Linked DNA regions of Mus musculus: region 2 is linked to region 1. Evidence: chromatin loops called from intact Hi-C (ENCODE). Cell type or tissue: heart. All regions are shown on one strand.

The links. A loop is a pair of places that touch in the nucleus more often than their neighbours do. Peaks named below come from ENCODE experiments on the same cell type or tissue, not always from the same donor. Only the 100,000 strongest peaks of a DNase experiment are listed, where the experiment ranks them.
Region 2: a loop joins it to region 1, with 9 times the contacts of the local background. A loop is called at or near these places in 15 of 42 quality-filtered maps.

What each region holds. Positions count from the first base shown.
Region 1 is chr2:105,423,358-105,431,357 of GRCm38, reverse strand. It overlaps Gm39900 (a long non-coding RNA gene), which reads right to left and starts at 1,990. Exons shown (of 3, transcript XR_866615.1): 1 at 1,341-1,990. In heart, a CTCF peak has its summit at 3,094 (motif pointing right); no DNase peak of the experiment used is centred here; H3K4me3 peaks cover 748 bases; H3K27ac peaks cover 1,177 bases.
Region 2 is chr2:105,362,906-105,370,905 of GRCm38, reverse strand. The region is part of intron 3 of Them7 (thioesterase superfamily member 7); the gene reads right to left. Among named protein-coding and RNA genes, the nearest start is that of Rcn1, 32 kb to the left of the region's middle. In heart, a CTCF peak has its summit at 3,092 (motif pointing left); no DNase peak of the experiment used is centred here; H3K4me3 peaks cover 576 bases; H3K27ac peaks cover 316 bases; H3K27me3 peaks cover 392 bases.

The DNA of each region.
Region 1 (8,000 bases):
ATCTCCCTAACTCTCCTTACAGAATCTGTTATCTTTTCAGCAATTGATGCGCAGGCCCACATGGTTTTTCCTGGTTCTAGTGTTTATGTGGTGAGAGAGGAATGGGCCCTTCATCATTTGGCCCTTCTTAGCCAATGGAGACCATCCAATTGGGCCCTGGAGAGTCTGTGTTCACAAGAGCTGCCTGTCAAACCAGCTGAGAATATAACTTTAGAGAATTTACTTCAAATTGTCATGTGAGGGGGGAAAAAGAGCCTGTATTTTATGAGCCGCCTAAAGAGATCATCAGTTACTGCAATGCAGTCTCCCTATCACGGATACAGCATCTAAACTCTGAAAGGTTATCAGGGACATGGTGGAACTAAACATTTATGTGGAGTCTACCATGGGCCATGATCTTGATTAAAAGTTGTGTTCCCCATGTGACAAAATGCATGAGGAAAACAGGTTAAAGAAACAGAGATCGGGCTGGAGAGATGGCTCGGCTGTTAAAGGATAGGCTCACAACCAAAACTATAAGAAACAGAGATCTATCTGGGCTCACAGTTTCAGAGATTTCAGTTCATGGTTAGCTGGCAAATTCGGGGGTTGGGGGCAAGGGTGTCATGTCAGAAGGGCATGGTTGTTCACATCATAGCAGTCAGAAGCAAAGGTAGAATAATCTAGAGGTAAGACATACTCCTTAAAGGTACACACCTGACCATTCACTTTCTACAATGAGGCCCCACTTACTAATAGCATATTCAGCAATGCACGAGTCACGTTGTCAATCACCTGATGAGGTCAGTGCTCTCAGATCTAGTCACTTCCTGTTACCCCTGGGAGCCTCCGGTACGGACGCTTCCTACTCAAACCATAGCAGCTAACACACTCTCTCACTAATTAATAGCAATGACCTTTCAAGTTAAGCATTGCAATCTGTGTTCTGAGTGTGAATTAGAGATATTTTAAAGTACTCTTTAGTTTAAGAACTGTGGAGCAGCAGAAATGGAGCGAATTCGGGTTTGACCAAGGCCACGCCCACAGCAGTCTTCCTGAACTATTCCCTTTTTGGCATTTTTGTTTTAGATTTTTCTCTCATTCTTCTGGCCCACCCCCACCCCGTCTTGCCTTGAACTGCCTCCCATTCTCCGACACACACCCTATTTCTCTCTTCCTTACTATTGAATTTCACTTTTACCCAAAAAGCACACTGTCTTGCAAAAGGCCCTGGCGCCAGGTTTGAGGTTTGTTTTTATTTCCTGCAAGTTGTAACCATGAATCTGGTAAGTCATTTCCTCTCCCCGAGCCTCAGTTCTTGTGTCAAAATAGCCAATAAATCCATGATAGCTCTTACCTACCTCATGCAATGACCGTGGGATTCAGCTAAAATAAACTAAGATGCAGATGTTAATCTCTGTTTCCATTCTGTAGCCCAGCAGCTCCTGAAGTCTCCAGACCGCAGTGTCAGCATCCCAGGAACGTGGTAGACGTGCAAATCCATAGGTCTCACCAAAAGCTGACTTATTAGAAACCACATGTACCAAGCCCTGCAGACGATTACAACCACACTTACACTTGAGAACCACTGCTGAGTGTGCTCACAGACATGGGCAGCGAGGCACACACGTTTACACTCAATTAAAACCAGGCTTAAAATATTAGATTGAAAAAGGAAACCATGTGTTATGCTTTAAGCCCTGTAGAAAGGTTGAATCTGTTAGCGCCTCCCAAGAGAACCAATCTCTCAGGGGTGGTTCCTCCGAGCAGGCTGGATCTGTTTAATAACAACTGTGTCTAATGAGGAGCCTCCATGGCATTCTGATGTGGGAATCCAATACCTAACATGGAAGAGTAACCAACCCTGGGAGCTGGAGACATGGTTCAGACTTGCTGCTCCTCCAGAGGACCAGAGTTCAGTTGCTAGCACCCATATCAGACAGTTTACAACCACCTGTTACTACAGCTCTCGGGCATCCGACAACCTTTTTAAGTGAGCCTTCAGAAGCACCCACACTCATGTGGCATACACCTAATTTTTTCAAACTTTTAAAAATAAATAAAAAAATTTAAAACCGTCTTATTTTTAACATTTTCAAATGTCATCAACGTAGAAAATGATGTTTGAGTAAGAACTTCATTGGAAAAAGATCCACCAAAATCAGAATATACTCCACAAAACAGGGTTTGCCCACTTTAAACAATGTGTGGTCTGCAGTGCACAGCTCCCTCCAACACCTCTGTTCATACAGCTTTCTATTCTTTCTTCTTTATTGCAGCTGGCGAGTCCTCAGGAAATACCAGCATTCGGAGTAGTGTGGCTACCGGTCAATCATCTGTTGCAGGGAGAGAACATTTGAAAGGTAAGGATGCCACTCGGGTACCCAAGCTGGCCCACCGGGGCACCTACTGAGCTCCGGCGGTCCGTGGCAACACAAACTTACACCACCGACCCTCCGATGTGTTGAGCAGTTGGAGAAATTGCTTTCTTCATAGACAGCCACAACCCAGCTGAGTTGGGAAGCAGGTGGCTGTGACTGCTCACTTTTTTTTTTAAATAGTGTCAACACACGAGGTGCACTAGCTTGCTCTCTCTTCTTCCTTGTGCTTCTCTCCACACAGTGTAGATTGTTCTGTCTTCCCCTGCAGGACTGACAGAGTCCATTAGGAAGAGCGAGCGACTGGAGCTCCCAGGGGGATCTCCGGTTTCTGCTTGGAGAGAGTGAGGCTGGAAGGAGATGCTTCATGCAGTTGCCACATACAGCAGAGCCCTGGCTAACAGGTAGTTAGAGACCCTACAATTACGGTAAAGAGGTCTCAGCATCGCTTTAAAAAGTCATCTACATATCATAGCTAATAACTTGAAAAATATTTAAGTCATTAAATTTTAAAAAGCAAACCTTGGAACATTTTATTTGTGAGACATGAACACATGGTCATCTCTGGTTGGAAGGATTATTGGTGACTTTATGCTTTTTTCGCTTACATTAACGTTATATATCGTCTTAAACAAACCTGTGCAACTTTTCTAATAATATAAAACGAGAATGATTAAAAGGTAATCACGATTGCGCAATTATTGCCTAACCTTAAGTTTGTTTCTTCCATCTTCCAGCAGGTGGCGCAATGGCAATGTCTGCCATCCCAGCAGCCTTTCACCTTGCAGGCTGAAGAATCTCCGGATGCTTTGCTGTTTGTCCGAAGGTGGGTGCAAGGCCTGGCCATGACAGAGGGTAGAGGAAACACGGGTTCCCCGGTGAAGAAAGGACACTTAGAAGAAAACGCTGAAACTCAGACTCTCTGCCCTCAAGTCTCTGGCCCCACAGTTCAGTTCTTCACACAGCAGCATAAACAGTGTTTGAGAAACTCGATGGTAACAGGAATATATACTTTTTCTCTCTCTAATTCCGTTATCTGGCCAAAATCAAAATTCAAATTAGCTTCTCTTTCGAGCATTTCTGGATTGGATTAGAGCTACATTCACCAAGACTTAACCAAGTCTTGGTGGTAAATTAAATTTTTATTTCAAAAGCGAGGAGGGACTTTCCATTCTCTCGGTATCCTCTGGCCAAGGGATTTTTTAATAAAGAAGGTGTCCGGCAGAGAGCAGATCGGTGTTTAGGTCAATTTAGAAAAGGGGAGTGTGGAGGCCCACAAGCCAGGGTAACCAACTTATCAGAATTGACGACAGATGCTTAGTGTGCATTCCACCCCATATCTACACAGCACACAGACTCCCACCCTCAGGAAATGCGCTGCGCTGAGCACAGCCAGGGCACAGCCTTAGTCCAGCCAGGAAAAAAACCCTTAAAGAGACCACACATGGGATCATTTCAACTTTGTTTCAAAATGTAAAACTACCTGCTCCTAAGAGAAGCATTCCAAAGGAGAGGCAGGGAAACCATTGGATCCCACCAGAACGTTCATGTTCTATCCAAGCCCACCAACCTTGGGAGCTAGGGAATGTTCTAGACTTTTGGTGTTATCTCTCTTGTTTATTTCAGTAGGTCTTCAGTCCATTTTTATGTAGTGATGGTAGTGGGGCAGAGAGAAAGAAGAGTCGGGGAGAAGAAGACGAAAGGGAAAGGAAAGGTGTGGAAAGGAAGGGGTGGTCTTCTTGGTGACAGGGGTGGTCATGTATTTGGGATAACTAATCATGAGAAAAATGGGAGGGAGGGAATGAGTGAGTGAGACAAGAGACTTCCTCCCTTTTCCCTTCTCCACCTCAGGGAAAGAGGGACAAAGAGTCAGGAAAGGCACTGAGAAGATGAAAGAAAGAGAAGGGACAGAGGGAGGAGTGATGGGAGGGGTGTGGAAGAAGGAGGGAGTGGAAAAGGGTATGAGAAGGAAGAAAGAAAAGGGAGGGAGGGAGAGAGAGGAAGGGCGGGAACAGGGCGAGAGGGAGGGAGAGAAGGGAGAGGGGGAGGGGAGGGAAGGGAAAGAGAGAGGGAAGGAGGGTGTTTGAAGGAAGGATAGAGACATCTAATCTGCGCAGAGAAGCTGGCAGAGTCCACCCCTGCCTGCATCCAGCAACTTTTTCTTTCTGATTCTTACACTTTTTTCTCAACATGTGATCTAGACGCCTCAGCCAAGCACCAGATGCAGTTGCACTCAATAGTGTAGATTCTGACTGAAATGAATCCCAGCCCTAAAACACAGCGTTGCCGACCCCATACAGGTGGAGGAAGGAGTCACGGACTGCAGATACCTCAGCATAAGCACTTGCTGCTCTTTCATTTCTCAACACCCACACCAGGTGGGTCACCTTGCCTGTGACTCCAGCTCTGGGAGACTGACTCCCTCTTCTGGGATCTTTAGACACCTGCATACATGTGCACATACCCATACCCGGATACATGATCAAAAATAAATTAAATATTTGACATAATAAAAACCAATGCAGATGGTCAGAAGGAAATGTATGCACTGGCAGGACTGCCTCTCTCTCTCTCTCTCTCTCTCTCTCTCTCTCTCTCTCTCCTTCTCTCTTGCCTGGTAGCTCTCCTCTCCCTCCTTCCCCTCTCTTCCTCTCTCATCTATTCTTTTATCCTTTTTCTCTCTCATACACACATCTCCTGAATAATCACAGTAGTGAGAATCACATAGAAACAACAGCAACAACAACAAAGTTCTCCCCATGTGAGACTATGCTCCAGAGGGATTGACGTGTGTGTGTGTGTGTGTGTGTGTGTGTGTGTGTGTGTGTGTGTGTGTGTGTGTGTGTGTGTTCATTCCACCTACATTTCCATCGTAGCCCTGCCTCTTCCTAGTGTGCTAACTTACCCCACATCTGTTGCACCTAGCTCTTAGCGTAGCTCCTGGCCATGAACGACAGTGATGCAGGCCAGGCGGCCTTCTTTTCCGAAAGCATCAGGGAGAAGGTAAAGCATGGATCTCCAAGCTGGAACTCCCTGACTGAGTTCATCAAGGAAAGTGATCGACTGATAGGACTCTGGGTCGGAAGTAACCTTTGAAAAAGTCTCAGTGTGCTTTTTGAGACCTTTGAAGCGGCTAGCTGAAAGCTATCTGTGAGACTGGTGAGCCTGAAGGACCAGATGATCTTCAAATTAACCAGCCAACAGCACAGGAATGCAGCCAATCAGAAAGAAAACTGGCCTAGTGTGGGTACACGCTTCTGGTAACCTCCTTTGTTGGACTGTCATGGAGTCCTAGTGACTCGAGGGAGGAGCCTGGTAACAGGAACACAGGACTCTTTGGTAGTGGCTAGTGACCAACCACTACAGAAGTGTCACCATAACTAAAACTTGGTGCTCTGATGATGATACGGGTTAAACAGAAGTATGGGGTCCAATCCCACCTCCACCTGTTTGTCCTCTTATGCAGTGGACAGAGTGAATGCCTCTTTCATAGGCATGTCTTCCTTAGCCAACAGAGCGTGTGTGATTTGATTGAGAGGCCCTCCTAATTCTGGGAGGATCATTCAACATAAGTGGCAATGGTTGGTTCCTAGCCTTGGATAGCTGGCCATTAAGATATTCAGGAGCCACACTTCCTGAACATCAAAGAGAGAACTTGGTCACAGTGAGAGTGGAGAAAGAGCTGAGGAGCACACAGGAATGTTATAAAGTCAGATTGGCTGAGGCCGAGAGGGACATGAGCAGATAGCTCCTAAGTTGTGAGCTCTTGGGGTGGGAACATGCCATGCTGTGTACACCCCAAAACAGGGATTACCCAGTCAGCTTCCAGTGTGGCCAAGTTTAATCATGGATGCCAAGCTCTTGGTTAAGGGGTGGTCATGAATTTGGGAATTTTTCATGAGAAAAACAAGGGGGGAAGAACTGAGTGGGTATACATTAGAACGCTAAGACTCAGAGGTCAATTATGCCAGTGCCCGGGCACAGTGGGTGACAATGTCATGTTTTCTGACTCTCAGCTCAGCATTCTGACAAGGTAGTAGCCAGATGAGGTAACTGTTTTGCTACCTCTAATCAGTGGTCACCCTCAGCTAGTCCAAGGTCTACCCTAAGTCCATGCTTCACTCCATCGGCTCATTGCACGCTCCAGAGGGACACATGATCAAGATTGACCCCTCACCCTCTCTGTCTCTGTCTCTGTCTGTCTCTCTGTGTCTCCGTGCCTCTCTGTGTCTCTGTCTCTGTCTCTATCTCTCTATCTCTCTCTCTCTTACAGACAGACACACACACACACTTACCAGTTGAGCCAGGCGCCAGACTGTAATTTCACCACAGGCTAGCTACATCCTTGCAGAGAAAACTTGCAGAACCTCCATCTATTCTTGCAATTAGTGGGGTAGCAAGGGTAACTATTGCCTCCAGAGATGCGGGGCATCACAAACAAACAACAGAAAAGACTCATGTGCCCAATGGAGCTGAATTTTAATTGATACTTTCTCCCACAATGTTCTGAACCGACATCTCTCAGCCCCCAAAGATGATGGAGGGGTGTGGCTTAACGCCACAATTAGCAGACAAGCCCACAACAAACTGTAAATAGTAATCATATTAAATATTAAACACGGACTCTGAAACGCTTGAAGAGCGATGGTTTTTTTTTTAATTTTTATTTTACAGAAGGCAAAGCAACTATGGAGGGAAGAGTCCAGTGTCAGCGCCGAAGGGGAAAGAATGGAACATTCTGGAATTTATATAAAAATTACAGCTTTGTTGTGCTTCCCACTATATATAGTAATTTAATCATTTGCAGCTGATTAATTTCAGTGAAGAAAAATGTAGCCTTATGCATCTCTAATGGAGTTCCAGGACTTGAATTCTAATTGTGAATTGGGAGCAGTTTAAATCTAAATTAGCACTTAGCTTGGGTAAGGGTTGAACTGGAGTCATCTGTTGACATGTAGCAGCTCAACAAGAGGTCAGGAAGTGCCGTGCACAGAGCCCCTTTGGCTGGCTTGGCAGTTGGAACTCCTTACATTTCCAGAATACCATATCACCTTCTAAATTAGTCCCTTGTATAGATCTCACCCCTTTGGCCCCCATCAGCATCTGTTTGGTAGGCATCTGTGTTCAGTAAGATAAATGTATCAGTTTATTAACAAGGTGTGAGCACTATTCTGTTCTATCAACTTGACATCCACAGGAAGAGGGACCATCAATTGGGAAACTTCCTATCATTGGCCTATGAGAATGACTATGGGGCATTTTCTTGATTGCTAATTAGTTGACGAGGCCTAGTCTACTGTGGACTGTGCCACCCCTGGGCAGCTGATCCTGGGATGTCCATGGAAGCTAGCTGAGCAGAAGCAGAGATTCAGCTAGTAAGTACTCTTCCTCCGTGGTTTGTGCTTCCGTTCCTACCTGTGGCTTACTGCCTGGCCTGAGTTTCTGCCCTGACTTCCTCAGGGATGCACTGTGATTAAGAAATATATACCAAGTGAGTCTTTTCTTTCCCAAGTTGCTTTTGGTCATGGTGTTTTATGGCTGTAATAGGAAGCAGACTACAACACAAGGAAAGTGAGGTTCAGAGAAATTAAATTCATACTGAGAAAACTGTACTATCGTAAGATAACTGTTCCAGTTTCTACG
Region 2 (8,000 bases), 60 kb after region 1:
CGAGCACAGACGTTCTCACGTGTCTGGGTAACGCCTCCCTTGCCACAGCATTGAGGCAGGTCGCTAAGGTGCTGCTCTGGCAATCAGGCACAGACAAGTGCAGAAGGCGCAGCAGTTTCCAATTCTATTTTAAATCACCACCTGGCAGAAAAAGACTTAAAATACGAAAACGTTATAATCTCCGCATGCCAGAAACTCTCAGAAGATTTCTTATCTAGAAAGGGCAGAACTGAAGAAGGCAGAGGAGAGATGGAACCTTTTAGAAGATTTTGGGGGCGCTGGGGAGATGGCTCAGTCAGTCAAATGCTTGCTGTACGAGCCTGAGAACGCGAATTCAGATCCCCAGCAGCCACACACAAAAAAGCTGGGGCCATAAAATCCATCGGCAATCCCAGCTCTGGCATGGTTAAGACAGGAGGCGCCCTGGGGCTTGCCGGTCAGTCAGACCAGGCAGATCTGTGAGTGCTAGGTTGAGACAAAGACCTTGTCTGAAAAAAATATGTCGGAGAGTGAATAAAGGGGACACCTGATGTTGGCTGCTGTCCTCCGCATGCATATGCGCACATGCAAATACACATGCATATGCAAATGAGCACATACATATGCACACTTGCAAGTGCCTATCTGAATCTGCACACCTGTGAACACAGAGACTCACATAAGTAAGAATTGTTGTTTTTTAAAAGTTCCCACAGTATGCCTTTCTTTAAGCAAGTTCTATGTCCATGGAGGTATTTTAAAGAAAAACTTTCTTTAATGTGAAATAGACTAAGACTATTTACTTAAAGACATGGTTTCCTGTCTATCCCTGGATGGTCTGGAACTTGATGTGTATAGACCAGGCTAGCCTCTAATTCATAGGCTGCCTGCCTCTACCTCTCAAGTGTTGGAATTCAAGGTATATGACACCATGTCTGGCTTTTTGTTGTTTTGTTTGTTGAATAGCAATTGCTTAATGAAGGCGGTCTGCGTGGCCTTAGTAACAACATTCTAGTTGGTTTTCTGCTGATGTAATAATAAACACCATGGACCATGGCTGAAAGCAGCCTGAGGAGGAAAGGGTTTATTTCTGCTAACAGTTTACAGTAAACCATGAAAGGAAGGCAAGGCAGAGACTCAAGGAAGGACTTGCAAGCAGAAGCCGAAGCAAAGGCCTTGGAGGACACTGTTGACTGGGTTGCTCATGGCTTGCTCGGTTTGCTTTTTTTAAATTTTTTTTTCCCACAACTCAGGGTTGCTTGCCTGTGATTGATACCACCCACAGTAGGCCGAGTCCTCATCAATCATTAATCAAAAACAAAAAAAAAAGGAAAAGACCAAAAACAAAACAAAACCCGAGGACTTGCCTCCAGGCTAATTAATCTGATGGAGATTTTTTCTCAGTTGAGGTTCCCTCTTCCCAGATGACTCTAGCTTAATGACAAAAAATAACTTTTCTCTTTATACTTTTCTATACCTTATTTAGTTTTTGAAAATGAACATGTCACACTAGTGAAGTCATAAAACTATATTTTGAGGGAAAAAGCAAGACTTGGGTGAAGAGAGATCTGAAGAAATTAGTTTACATACATGACCTTGAGTGGATGAAAAAGCAAATCAAAGACTTAACACTTTTCAAATGACTGATTGACTTTGTCCCTTTAAAGGCCAGAGGGCACTAGGAAAGGGTTTGATAAGCTCTACAGGGAAGGGTAGGTTAGGTAGGGTAGGGTGAGGGTTTAGACAATGGTCTGGAGAATATATATCTAAAGCTAAGGCAGTCTGAGAAGATGGCATCACATGAGCAGAGTGAATCGTTTAGCTGGGCAACCAGACTCAAATGCTTTTCAAATGCAGCAAAGAGGCTGAGTGAAGAAAGGAGAGAGAGGGATTGTGCGGGCACAGTACGACTTTCCATGATGTCAGGCCTGTTATTTCTGGAGTCCACTCAGGGTCAGAAGGATTAAGGAGTAACTTAGTGTAATTAGCAAACACCCTTCGCTGGATTCCCTTAAAAAGGCACACGGCAAAAATAAGAAAGACCAGAGTCTATTCTACATCTCTACAAATATGGTTAAGTCTCACAAATCTGGGTTTGGAGGTGATTACTATGTCTGTCTGTGCAGGGCTGGTTGGTTCTGAAATCCTGTTAATAGTGAAAGTAGTAATTTTTTAGAAAGCGTTGGGGAAACATTTTTAATGCACTCAGATGATTAAATATTTTTAAAGTACTCAATACATGAATTATTTGAATATCCAGTATTCAAGCCCTGTCAAGTAATATTTTATGTTCATTTACTCAACAGAAAGGCACTAAATGCCCAGAGGGAGAGCTAGGTCCCAGACACAAAAAGCCCATAACGCCACTCTCTTAGAACCGTCTTAATGACTGGGAACCCTGTAAGCAGACAGTGTGATACTCTTATTAGCCAGGCCTGAGTTGTGTGTCTAACCCCAAGCCAATCACCAGAGTTAAGAGACCAGAGCTCTCTGAACCTGCCTCTCTGCAATCTCTTGCTGGTGGAGCCCTACCTGAACCAAGCACTGCAAATAAGAGAGCCTGGGGCAGGACAGAAAAGGTAATCAGCTAGTGTCAGATGTATCACCTTTAAGGTGGCTTCTACACACTCAGGCGAGAACCCATGAGAGAACGGCCGGAGCTGTTGAGAGCACTGCTCTTCCCATCTCTGGTTTCCTGGCTCGTCATATGGTCTCTTCTGCACGCCGCTGTCTATTTTTCTTTCCATTTTTTTTTTTTCTACAACATTGTGACGAGGCCAAGGTGGGAGGAAGCTCACCACATGCCAGAAACCTTATTGTTCAGACACTTCAGCTACCAGAATCATGAGAACTGTGAGCTGCTTTTCTTTACAAATTCTCATCTTCAGATACTTTGTTATGCCAAAGGAATTATCTAAGACACTGTCCGAGGGGTTTCCTCAGATTGAGCCTGGTGTGAACTGGAAATGGCAGGCTAATTGTCCTCATCGTGATGGATGAGGCAACTGAATAACTAGCACTGTTTTCCTGGCTTCTCAAGGGACAAATGAAGTGTGCCCCATCCCAGCTCAGGAGACCCCACTGGGGCTGATCTCCTGGTGCCCCCAAGTGGTGACCGTCTGGCTAATCAACTCTGCCCTGTCATCACTCATTTTCCCCACTTGACCTGTCTACTTCTCTCCAGGTGTGTCCAAAGTCACCTCACAAATAGATAGCATACCTCAACCCCCTGCATCAAGCTTACTTCTCTTCCGGGTCATCCCACTTTTGGTCCCTCCTTGCTGTAGGAAACATATTCTGCATCTCTATAAAATTTTGCCTTTTGAGGGTGGAGATTGGGTCTGCTGGTGGGAAGAGCCAACCAAAGGCAGGTCGGCAAAGTTGGGCGCTGCAGGGAGAATGAGTCTATAAGGACCAGGAAGTGGGAGGGAAACCAGAAGACTGTGGTTTCCAAGGAGCAAAGAAGAGACTCAGAGGGGGAGGGGGTGCTCCTGGAAGCATTGACATAGTAAGTCACACACCCTTGGGATAATCAAATTCCAAATGCATACTCCTCTGGGGTCTGTGTCATTCTAACAGGGACCTTCCGTGGATAGTTCATCTTCAGCAAGACTTGGTAAGAAGTTAAATTTATAACTTCAAAGGAAAGAGACCCCAAAGACCCAAATGACCAGTGAGGCATAGAGAAATGGAGGGGGGCAGGTTAACAGAGAAAATTGGGGTCATGGGAGGATTGTCTAGAGTTATGTGTGTTCAAAAACAGGTGGCTCTGTAGAGGATGATTCATTAATGGTAATGATTAATGGTCTCTTATATTCATGTCCCTCGCCTTATCATCTCCTATTCTCCATCTCCCTAACTCTGGGCAGGCCTTGTATTAGTCAGGGTTTTTAGAGAAACAGAACTGATAGAATGTGTGTGCACGAGTGTGTGTGCATGTGTGTGTGTGTGTGTACATATATATGTGTATGTATATACATATTGAATATAATGAATTAATAGCATATATATATGTGTGTGTGTATATATATATATGACTTTTTAGAATGTCTTATAGGCTGTGCTCTAGCCTCATCCAACAATGGCTATCTATTGATGGAAGGTCCAAGAATCCAGTAGTTGGTCAGTATTCAACGGACTAGATATGCAGCTGGATATCTCAGCTGGTCTTTAGTGTATGCTAGAATCCTGAAGAAGTAGGCTCTATGCCAGTGGAGGAATGGACTTGCCAACAAGAATGAGAGCAAGCAAGCAAGGAGGAAACTTTCTTCTTCCAAATCCTTTATATGCCAGCAGGAGGTGTGGCCCAGATTAAGGACAGATCTTCCCACCTCAAAAGATCCTGATTAATATTTGGTCTTCTCACCTTAAGTACTTTAATTAAGAAAAAATTACTCACAGGTGTACCCAGCTTGAGTTTTAGTTAGTTCCAGGTATAGTCAAATTGATGACCAAGAATAGCCATCACAGGTCTTATAACATACTTTGAGCAGAGGGACAGTGGAAGGAATCCTGTAAAAATCCCAAAGCTGGGTCCTGAGAGGCCCTATGAACCTGCTTGTCTCATAGATCCTCCCTTTACCGTGAGAACAAGTTCAGACTAGCCTGCTGAAGAATGAGACCATGTACAACAGGGTCACATCACCCCAGTGTCCTAACCACGTCTACAGGTGAGAGCATCCAGGATCAATAAAGTCACAAACTGTTCACAGATGCAGGAGTGAGGCAGAAGGCGTGAAAAGAAAAAAATGAAAGAACCAGATGCAAAAACCAAACACTTCTTTTAATCACATTCAAGGGTGAACAGTTAGGTAAGAAAAGCTGAATGAGATGCAGGCTTCACACTCCGCTGAATCAGTGAGACTAAGAACTGGAAGCCAGTCAGATTCAAAATCACCCCATGATGAAGCAATGTTATTTTTGTACCCAGTATAGTTTTGACAGCACGCAATGACATATTAAAACAACGGATGGATGGCCAGCCTCACCACCCACCTCAGCAGAGTCCCTTTCTTTGTTGGCTACACTGTGGGTAAGGAAGTGTTCATATTTGTCTGAGTCCCATCATTCAGAAGGTCCTTTAGCAAAGCAGATGTATGTAGAGGTCTTTCAGCTCGGTTGCTTCTTGTTGTTGTTGTTGTTTTCTGGACAGGGTATCACTATATACTAAGGTCAGCCTAGAGTTCTTCACATAGTCCAGGCTGGCCTCAAACTCACAACCCTCCAACCTCTCCCTTTCAAGGGCTGGGATGGCTTATTTACACTAGGACAGTGGCCTAAAGTTGCTAGACTGAAGCAAGGGCAACCTGGAGTCTCCCTCTGTGTCTCTGCTCAGAGTCTGGGTGGAGGCTCCTCTAGGAGACTTCTCTTTCAAGAGATCTTCTATTCAGCTCCTTGGCTCTTTGCCTCTCTTTGGCCTCCCACACTCTGATGCCATTCCATCTCGAACTGAATCGACAACTATGCCTTTGTCTATCCAGCCTGCACTAGAGAAATGTTCCTATTTCCCTTCAGAAAATCGGAACTCATAAGACCTATTATACTTTCAGAACTTTTTACCAACTTGTTATTAAATGTGACTACTAAAAACTAAGTACACATAAAATGAAATAAATGGTAGTCTTAAATACTCAAAACTCAGCATTCTTGGTTTTCTACAACTTAAAAAAAGATTTATTTATCTTTATTTTATGTGTTTAGATATTTTGCCTGCATGTATGTACATGCATGCCTGGTGCCCACTGAGTTCAGTACAGGGCGTTAGATCCCCTGAAACCAGTGTTACAAATAGCTGTAAACTGCTGTAAGGTGCAAAAGAGAATCTCTTGGGTACTGAGTGGAAGCATCATCTGTCAATAAAAGGCTGATTGGCCAATGAGCTGAGGTAGGAAATAGAATGTGGGAGTTCCTGAAGGGAGAGAGGTTTCTGAGATACAGTCAGGTGAGGAAGAGATTAACTCTGAATGCTGATAGAGATGGTCGCCTGAAACTGAGAAAAAGTAACCAGCCATGTGCCACTCAATAATTGAGTCTCAGAGTCGTTATTTCAGGAACCTGGGTGCTGGTGAAAAGTCCTGCAGTTACAAATGGCATCTACCATTGAGCGCAGAATCCAAGCTTAGAAAAAAGTACAAATAAACATGTTCCTAGGTGGGCAGAAGGAAACTTCTTCTTCTTTTTTTAAATATTTATTTATTTATTTTATTGTATGTAAGTACACTGTAGCTGTCTTCAGACACTCCAGAAGAGGGCATCAGATTTCGTTATGGATGGTTGTGAGCCACCATGTGGTTGCTGGGATTTGAACTCAGGACCTTTGGAAGAGCAGTCTGTGCTCTTAACCGCTGAGCCATCTCACCAGCCCCACTAATTCTTTTTAAGAGCGTGAGAGGAGGCCCATGAACTAACCCAGGTGGCTGGTGCTGAGCTGCCCCATGGTCTCTCTCAGACCTGAACAGGAGGCCATAGTAACTGTGGCTTTCCCAAGCATAGCTTAGTTCCAGACAAAGGGTCGAAAAGTGCGTTAAAGAGAGTGGCCAATTTGGTCCACACAGGAAAAGCCTACAACTTCCTAGATAAAGGGACCCAGAGGAATGGGGTGGAACCGAGAGCAAGCAGCCTGTTAGACCGAGCTAAGGGAGCAGAGTTAGCCACCATAGGCATGTGGCCCCTGCACATTCTCCTGGAGCCTCAGTGTGACTGAAAAGTCCAAACTTCTGAACTGGTAAGGTATTAAGTTTGAAAACAATAAAAGGGAAAAGAAACTAGGTATAAAAAGTTATAGGAAGAAATATTTACTTTAAAAATAAAGTGGAGTCCTTTAGAGATTAAAAAGAAACATATTTTCAGTGTTAAACTGGAAAACGCAATGCATCTGGACCCCCTATGATTTTGTTTTGTTATCAGCATACAGATAATCGTTTTTCCAGTAATGACTGCAGTTTTATAGCCTTTTAAAGAGAGGTCAGAACAAAGCAGGCTTAGAGAAGGAAAAGACTAAAAAAGTAAGTGCTAGATTGGAGGCCATAGAGCAGAGGTGGAGGATTTTTAAAATCAGAATAAAGAACCTTCAGAAGAATCCGATCTGGAACCCACAGTAACAACAGCAAATGGTAGTTCCAGTTGAGAAAAATCCACAGAGGCCTGAGGAATTTGAGTGGCAAGCCACAGAGATGCAATATGCTGAATTAAAAATCCAGATTCTGCCTAATGATACTACCTTAGAGAAATGGTATACAGTAGCTTATAGGTTTGTTTTTATAGAGTTTTAAATGTTTAACTATGTACACGTATTGATACATCATACAATGGATACATGCTCAGAATTCCAAAGGGCTTCTGCCTTAAGTTCTAAAAAGGATGATTCTGAAAACGCACATTTATTAGAGGTGGTGGCATTACTGGAGATGCCTTTACAGTTGAAACTGATAATGTTTCAGCATATGCTTCCTTTAGAATACGACAGCTTTTTAGTTGGTATGACGCATAACATGTTGCAGATATATCTTACAATCCTAAAGGTCAAGCAATTGTAGAGAGACCTAGCATGACTTTAAAGGAAATGCTCAAAAGTGGGGTATGGAATCTCCCAATGATTTTTTTCCAATGATTTTTTTTAAATAATGCTTAATTGACTTTAATTTTTAGAAATGCCAATGAGACAACACAGGTGCTGAAATGCACTGGATTTTAGAAATGACTGCCGAATTTTGTTGTGATAAATATAAATGTGAATGGAAGCCAGGAAATGCGTTGCTCTGGGGAAGAGAATATGCTCCTATTTCAATAGGACAAGAAAAACTATGGATTCTACAAAATTAATAAAAATCAGTTTTGACTGAGGGATACCCCCTGAAGATCTTGACTGCAGACAAGAAGAAAGTAGAGAAGAAAAGAAGAAGAAGAAGAAGAGGAAGAGGAAGAGGAAGAGGAAGAGGAAGAGGAAGAAGAAGAAGAAGAAGAAGAAGAAGAAGAAGAAGAAGAAGAAGAAGAAGAAGAAGAAGAAGAAGAAGAAGAAGAAG